Linked DNA regions of Homo sapiens: region 1 is linked to region 2. A link is a contact called in ENCODE POLR2A ChIA-PET data. All regions are on one chromosome and are shown on one strand. Each heading gives the region's core, a stretch centred on a gene start or an enhancer-like site at or near the end of the contact. The rest is flanking DNA. Distances are from core to core; before and after follow the strand shown. Region 1 holds the start of CA9 (carbonic anhydrase 9). Region 2 overlaps RUSC2 (RUN and SH3 domain containing 2).

The links. ChIA-PET counts read pairs that join two places held with the same protein, here RNA polymerase II (POLR2A).
Region 1: POLR2A ChIA-PET joins it to region 2 with 10 read pairs in AG04450. The contact joins the promoter of CA9 here to the enhancer-like site in region 2. POLR2A ChIA-PET finds 5 or more read pairs at or near these places in 3 of 52 experiments (AG04450, IMR-90 and WTC11).

The regions. Positions count from the first base shown.
Region 1 is chr9:35,671,779-35,675,821 of GRCh38, forward strand. It overlaps CA9 (carbonic anhydrase 9), which reads left to right and starts at 2,150. Exons shown (of 11, transcript NM_001216.3): 1 at 2,150-2,584; 2 at 3,760-3,789; 3 at 3,983-4,043. The coding sequence starts at 2,182. It also overlaps the pseudogene RN7SL22P.
Region 2 is chr9:35,509,918-35,513,714 of GRCh38, forward strand. All of the region lies in intron 1 of RUSC2 (RUN and SH3 domain containing 2), which reads left to right. Among named protein-coding and RNA genes, the nearest start is that of RUSC2, 22 kb to the left of the region's middle. Within about 2 kb of position 1,300, at least 27 of the 41 ENCODE cell types and tissues checked have a DNase peak (open chromatin) inside an H3K27ac peak, as active enhancers do.

The DNA.
Region 1 (4,043 bases), core at 900-3,399, 160 kb after region 2:
AGGTGTGATGGCGTGTGCCTGTAGTCCCAGCTACTTGGGAGGCTGAGGCAGGAGGATCACTTGATCCCAGGATTTCTGGGCTGTAGTGTAGTATACCAGTCAGGTGTCTGCACTAAGTTCTGCATCAACCTGGTTGCCTAAGGATGGTTGAACTGACCCAGGTGGAAATTGGAGCAGGTCAAAACTCAATGCTGATCAGTAACAGGGTCGCACCTGTAAATAGCCACCGCCCTCCAGCCTGGGCAACACAGTGAGATCCCATCTCTAAAATAAATTTTAAAAATAATTAATTAGAAAAAAAAACCAGCCTGTAATCCCAGCACTTTGGGAGGCCAAGGCGGGCAGATCACCTGAGGTCAGGAGTTCAAGACAAGCCTGGCCAACATGGCAAAACCCCAATCTCTACCAAAAATACAAAAATTAGCTGGGCGTGGTGGCAGGTGCCTGTAGTCCCAGCTACCCAGGAGGCTGAGGCAAGAGAATCGCTTGAACCTGGGAGGTGGAGATTGCAGTGGGCCGAGATCGCGCCACTTCACTCCAGCCTGGGTAGCAGAGTGCGACTCTGTCTCAAAAAAAAAAAAAAAGAAAGAAAAGAAAAGAAAAAGAAAAGAAAAGAAAAAAACTGGGAGGCCTAAGCCCATTCTTGGTGTCCTCACACTCTTCTGCCCCATCTCCTTGCACCCAGTCTTCCCCTGCAATCTGTGCTCCATACTAGCCCTCAAGCCCTCAACGTGACCTAGTATGAGAACTGGATTCTGTCACTCTCCTGCTCATAATATTTTATGCCTTCCCTTTGCCCAGAATATCATTCTCCCTATTGTTTTTACCAATGGAACTGGTATTTCTTCAAGGACATGATCAAATTTGCCTACTTCTATATTATCTTCTAAAGCAGAATTCATCTCTCTTCCCTCAATATGATGATATTGACAGGGTTTGCCCTCACTCACTAGATTGTGAGCTGCTCAGGGCAGGTAGCGTTTTTTGTTTTTGTTTTTGTTTTTCTTTTTTGAGACAGGGTCTTGCTCTGTCACCCAGGCCAGAGTGCAATGGTACAGTCTCAGCTCACTGCAGCCTCAACCGCCTCGGCTCAAACCATCATCCCATTTCAGCCTCCTGAGTAGCTGGGACTACAGGCACATGCCATTACACCTGGCTAATTTTTTTGTATTTCTAGTAGAGACAGGGTTTGGCCATGTTGCCCGGGCTGGTCTCGAACTCCTGGACTCAAGCAATCCACCCACCTCAGCCTCCCAAAATGAGGGACCGTGTCTTATTCATTTCCATGTCCCTAGTCCATAGCCCAGTGCTGGACCTATGGTAGTACTAAATAAATATTTGTTGAATGCAATAGTAAATAGCATTTCAGGGAGCAAGAACTAGATTAACAAAGGTGGTAAAAGGTTTGGAGAAAAAAATAATAGTTTAATTTGGCTAGAGTATGAGGGAGAGTAGTAGGAGACAAGATGGAAAGGTCTCTTGGGCAAGGTTTTGAAGGAAGTTGGAAGTCAGAAGTACACAATGTGCATATCGTGGCAGGCAGTGGGGAGCCAATGAAGGCTTTTGAGCAGGAGAGTAATGTGTTGAAAAATAAATATAGGTTAAACCTATCAGAGCCCCTCTGACACATACACTTGCTTTTCATTCAAGCTCAAGTTTGTCTCCCACATACCCATTACTTAACTCACCCTCGGGCTCCCCTAGCAGCCTGCCCTACCTCTTTACCTGCTTCCTGGTGGAGTCAGGGATGTATACATGAGCTGCTTTCCCTCTCAGCCAGAGGACATGGGGGCCCCAGCTCCCCTGCCTTTCCCCTTCTGTGCCTGGAGCTGGGAAGCAGGCCAGGGTTAGCTGAGGCTGGCTGGCAAGCAGCTGGGTGGTGCCAGGGAGAGCCTGCATAGTGCCAGGTGGTGCCTTGGGTTCCAAGCTGAGTCCATGGCCCCGATAACCTTCTGCCTGTGCACACACCTGCCCCTCACTCCACCCCCATCCTAGCTTTGGTATGGGGGAGAGGGCACAGGGCCAGACAAACCTGTGAGACTTTGGCTCCATCTCTGCAAAAGGGCGCTCTGTGAGTCAGCCTGCTCCCCTCCAGGCTTGCTCCTCCCCCACCCAGCTCTCGTTTCCAATGCACGTACAGCCCGTACACACCGTGTGCTGGGACACCCCACAGTCAGCCGCATGGCTCCCCTGTGCCCCAGCCCCTGGCTCCCTCTGTTGATCCCGGCCCCTGCTCCAGGCCTCACTGTGCAACTGCTGCTGTCACTGCTGCTTCTGGTGCCTGTCCATCCCCAGAGGTTGCCCCGGATGCAGGAGGATTCCCCCTTGGGAGGAGGCTCTTCTGGGGAAGATGACCCACTGGGCGAGGAGGATCTGCCCAGTGAAGAGGATTCACCCAGAGAGGAGGATCCACCCGGAGAGGAGGATCTACCTGGAGAGGAGGATCTACCTGGAGAGGAGGATCTACCTGAAGTTAAGCCTAAATCAGAAGAAGAGGGCTCCCTGAAGTTAGAGGATCTACCTACTGTTGAGGCTCCTGGAGATCCTCAAGAACCCCAGAATAATGCCCACAGGGACAAAGAAGGTAAGTGGTCATCAATCTCCAAATCCAGGTTCCAGGAGGTTCATGACTCCCCTCCCATACCCCAGCCTAGGCTCTGTTCACTCAGGGAAGGAGGGGAGACTGTACTCCCCACAGAAGCCCTTCCAGAGGTCCCATACCAATATCCCCATCCCCACTCTCGGAGGTAGAAAGGGACAGATGTGGAGAGAAAATAAAAAGGGTGCAAAAGGAGAGAGGTGAGCTGGATGAGATGGGAGAGAAGGGGGAGGCTGGAGAAGAGAAAGGGATGAGAACTGCAGATGAGAGAAAAAATGTGCAGACAGAGGAAAAAAATAGGTGGAGAAGGAGAGTCAGAGAGTTTGAGGGGAAGAGAAAAGGAAAGCTTGGGAGGTGAAGTGGGTACCAGAGACAAGCAAGAAGAGCTGGTAGAAGTCATCTCATCTTAGGCTACAATGAGGAAATTGAGACCTAGGAAGAAGGGACACAGCAGGTAGAGAAACGTGGCTTCTTGACTCCCAAGCCAGGAATTTGGGGAAAGGGGTTGGAGACCATACAAGGCAGAGGGATGAGTGGGGAGAAGAAAGAAGGGAGAAAGGAAAGATGGTGTACTCACTCATTTGGGACTCAGGACTGAAGTGCCCACTCACTTTTTTTTTTTTTTTTTTTGAGACAAACTTTCACTTTTGTTGCCCAGGCTGGAGTGCAATGGCGCGATCTCGGCTCACTGCAACCTCCACCTCCCGGGTTCAAGTGATTCTCCTGCCTCAGCCTCTAGCCAAGTAGCTGCGATTACAGGCATGCGCCACCACGCCCGGCTAATTTTTGTATTTTTAGTAGAGACGGGGTTTCGCCATGTTGGTCAGGCTGGTCTCGAACTCCTGATCTCAGGTGATCCAACCACCCTGGCCTCCCAAAGTGCTGGGATTATAGGCGTGAGCCACAGCGCCTGGCCTGAAGCAGCCACTCACTTTTACAGACCCTAAGACAATGATTGCAAGCTGGTAGGATTGCTGTTTGGCCCACCCAGCTGCGGTGTTGAGTTTGGGTGCGGTCTCCTGTGCTTTGCACCTGGCCCGCTTAAGGCATTTGTTACCCGTAATGCTCCTGTAAGGCATCTGCGTTTGTGACATCGTTTTGGTCGCCAGGAAGGGATTGGGGCTCTAAGCTTGAGCGGTTCATCCTTTTCATTTATACAGGGGATGACCAGAGTCATTGGCGCTATGGAGGTGAGACACCCACCCGCTGCACAGACCCAATCTGGGAACCCAGCTCTGTGGATCTCCCCTACAGCCGTCCCTGAACACTGGTCCCGGGCGTCCCACCCGCCGCCCACCGTCCCACCCCCTCACCTTTTCTACCCGGGTTCCCTAAGTTCCTGACCTAGGCGTCAGACTTCCTCACTATACTCTCCCACCCCAGGCGACCCGCCCTGGCCCCGGGTGTCCCCAGCCTGCGCGGGCCGCTTCCAGTCCCCGGTGGA
Region 2 (3,797 bases), core at 50-2,549:
CTACAGAATTAGTCCTGAAGAGCAGAGTTCTATACCTACCTTTTCTTAGCTCTTTACATTGACCAGAAAGAAACAAAAATGAATGGCCTGATGCTGAAAAGAGCAAATCAGGGTTCTATTTCTCCAGTGTAATGGACAGTAGTTTGTTAATTGAAGTGAGTTCCTATGCCTTAAATAAAAATATGTAATATAAAAATAGGTACTGAATTCCCACAAAATGAATGGGAATAAAAGTGGAGCTTAACCAAGAGTATGTTATTGATAGATTCCGGTGACTTTTCAAGAGTTTTCAATTCAGGCATAAGTAATTGGCTGGGCATATGGTGGCTCACACCTGTAATTCCAGAACTTTGGGAGGCCGAGGTGGGAGGATTGCTTGAGCCCGGGAGTTCAAGACCAGCTTTGCCAACATAGTGAGACCCCGTCTCTACAATAAAAATTTTTAAAGAGAAAACAGATAATTTTAATTGCCAATACAGTGTAAACTGGACCCTGATTAATAAATATGCTAATTGGCCTCCCTGGATGGAGCTGGCTTTCATGATTTAACTATCTTTCCTTTGAATGCAGCACATTCCAAAGGCCTACTTAATCGAGTATACAGTCATAGTTATTTATTTGTTTAGTCTCCCTGGGTGAACTATAAACTCCATGAAGGCAGGCATCAGGTTTTTTTCTTTCACACACTACAGTGTCTGGCACTTTGGAGGTACTCAGTTAAGATTTATTGAGTAATTCCTTTAGTCCTTGGGTGAGACTTTGGCATTTAAGGTTCTCAGGGCCGCAGATTCCTTCAAACGTTTGCCCAAAGCAGAGAAGGAAACTCTTCTAGAGCACTGTTGTGTATTACTGGGTTGGGCTGTTAGATTTCCCAGGTCCTGCCTCCTTTGGGTGGGCCCCTAGGGCTTGATGCCAGATGGGCTGTGTTTTTGGCAAAGGGCTTGTTCTTATTCTGAGATTTTGACTATAAATGGACTATGCTATTTGCTGTCCCCACTGAACCCAGTGGGGAAGCAGCCGACAATGGGAGCACAGAGTTACTACTTTTTCTGCTGGAACCTCCCAACATCTACCCAGAGATAGCTCCAGTATAGGTTGGCCAAGCAGGAAATTCCAAACACTTTTCCTGAAACTCCAAACAGCTTGAGGAGTCTCTTCAGATGGAGTTGGAAAAGCTCCCAGCGAGCAGAGCTGGGTCTTATGTAACTTTATAGACTGCCCTTTTTAGTGTAACTTTATAGCACTGCCCTCAGCTAGTGCTGGACTTTTGAAACATATCCTGCATTCTTTCCTAGCTACTCAGCAGTCCCTATTGGAAGCAGCTAATAGGACAGAGTTGAAGACTGTGAGGTTAAAGGGGGAGAAAAGGAGGGCAGGATGTCTGTCATTCTGTCTGGAACCTGCTGTTCTTGGTCCCCTGCTGTGGCTCCCACTGGCAGTAGAGGGAGCGCATTGCCAGATATGAAGGAAACTCATACTTGAGTATGAGTATGGTATGAAGAGAGGAGCTGTCGCAAGGATACTCCCCCTGCATATTCCAGAAGCCCATCACTGGATTCCCTAGATCCATTTCAGTACCCCACATCCCAAAAAGGAGGACTAGAACTAAGTATGTGTAAATATGTCCACATCTGTAATGAGCCAAATTCTGCTCTGAAGAAATGTTTCCAGTTTATTTGGTGAAGATTTCAGTTCCTCGAACTTAGTTCAACTCAGTAAACATTTTAATCATCTACCCCATGCCAGACTTTAGGCTAGGTTCAGTGACTACAAAGATGAAGATAGCCTCTGTCCTTAGCATGCAATCAAGAAGGAAATAGAAAGTGTATATAAATGGTTATAATATACTTTCTTGCTTTATAATCCTTAGTGCTTTTTGTAATTCTTCTATTTTTAACTCTCCTAAAAGATATATATCAGGTTTATGTTATCTACCTGTAAACTAATGTGCTAATTCAAGATAAAAATATAGGAAAATCTCGGCCGGGCGCGGTGGCTCACGCCTGTAATCTTAGCACTTTGGGAGGCCGAGGCAGGCGGATCATGAGGTCAGGAGATTGAGACCATCCTGGCTAACAAGGTGAAACCCCGTCTCTACTAAAAAATACAAAAGATTAGCTGGGCGTGGTGGCTGGCGCCTGTAGTCCCAGCTACTCGGGAGGATGAGGCAGGAGAATGGCATGAACCCGGGAGGCGGAGGTTGCAGTGAGCCAAGATCGCGCCACTGCACTCCAGCCTGGGCGACAGAACGAGACTTCCATCTCAAAAAAAGAAAAAAAAAATAGGAAAATCTCTTCAGGTATAACTCTTCTTTTACAAGTTTCTCATGAAAGGGGCAAGCACAAGTTTCAAGAATATTTTCATCTAATTTTTTGTTTTTATTTTCATAATTTTCTCAAGCTAATATAAGGCATTTTAGAACTTTGAATATAATTTGAATCTTTTAAAACAACATTTAGCTTTCTCAATGAATTATAATTTGCCCTATGCATGCCTGTAGCTTTTATTTCTTCTCTGAATTAAGGTATTAGGCATTTAGTGGGCACTCATTAGATACCTGTTCTCCCAGTACAGGTAGCTGTTCTCTTTGAGGCTGTAAGTGGGTAGTCCCTCATGTCTCCTGTGCTGATGTTTCATGAGGTCCAGGCTTTCAGGCCTGTGAGGATCCCAGATGGCCCAAAAGAGTCCCATCATCCCACTTATTGCCAGAAAATACAGATGATCAAAAAGAAGATGTGTATGCATTTTTTTTAAATAAAAATGGGATCATACCATGAGTTATACTTTGTTTTCTGTTTTGTTTTGTTTTTCCTTCCTCCTCCCGTCCCTCTTTTATACATCAAGCAAAAGAGCACAGTTACTGTGGTACCAAACACACCTGGGTATGAAACTCAGCTCAGCCACTCCCCAATTATAAAAACATGGACAATTTTTGTAAAACCTCTGGGCCCCTGGGAAATAATAACATTAAGTTTAACCTTATGAAATGGGCATTTTTGCAGGTTAAAAAAAATGCATATTGACCATTTCACATCACCCTAACAGTTCCCTCCTTGTATAGTTTTGTCAGCATTAAATGAGATGATGCACATGCAGTTATAATGTCTGGCAGTGAGGTACTCACTAATGACTATAAATATTAATTGCTACTACTACTAGGATGACGATGATGATGACTGCTAAGAAGCAGAAGCACAAATCAAAGGGAACTGAAAGAGCAGCCATTCTTAGGTTTTCAACCATGGATTTTGGACTTGAGAATTATACTTTGTTTTGTTGTTGTTGTTGTTGTTGTTGTTGTTGTTGTTGTTGTTGCTTGAGACAGAGTCTCACTTGTAAAAGAAGAGTTATACCTGAAGAGATTTTCCAGGCTGGAGTACAATGGTACGATCTCGGCTCACTGCAACCTCCGCCTCCTGGGTTCAAGTGATTCTCATGCCTCAGCCTCCCGAGCAGCTGGGATTACAGACACGTGCCACCATGCCAAGCTAATTTTCATATTTTTAGTAGAGATGGGGTTTCGCCATGTTGGCCAGACTGGTCTTGAACTCCTGACCTCAAGTGATCCACCTGCCTCAGCCTCTCCAAGTGCTAGGATTACAGGCATGAGCCACTGCACCCAACCTGAGAGTTGTACTTTGTAAATTGCTTATTTAAAAGAAAAAAAAACTGTATCATGAGCATAGTTTCATCTTGACAACAATTCTGACACATCTTTTTGTGTTTTGTAGAATACTTCATTGCATGGATTGCATCATGATTTATTTAACCAATTCATTACTGAGGGGATTTTAAAA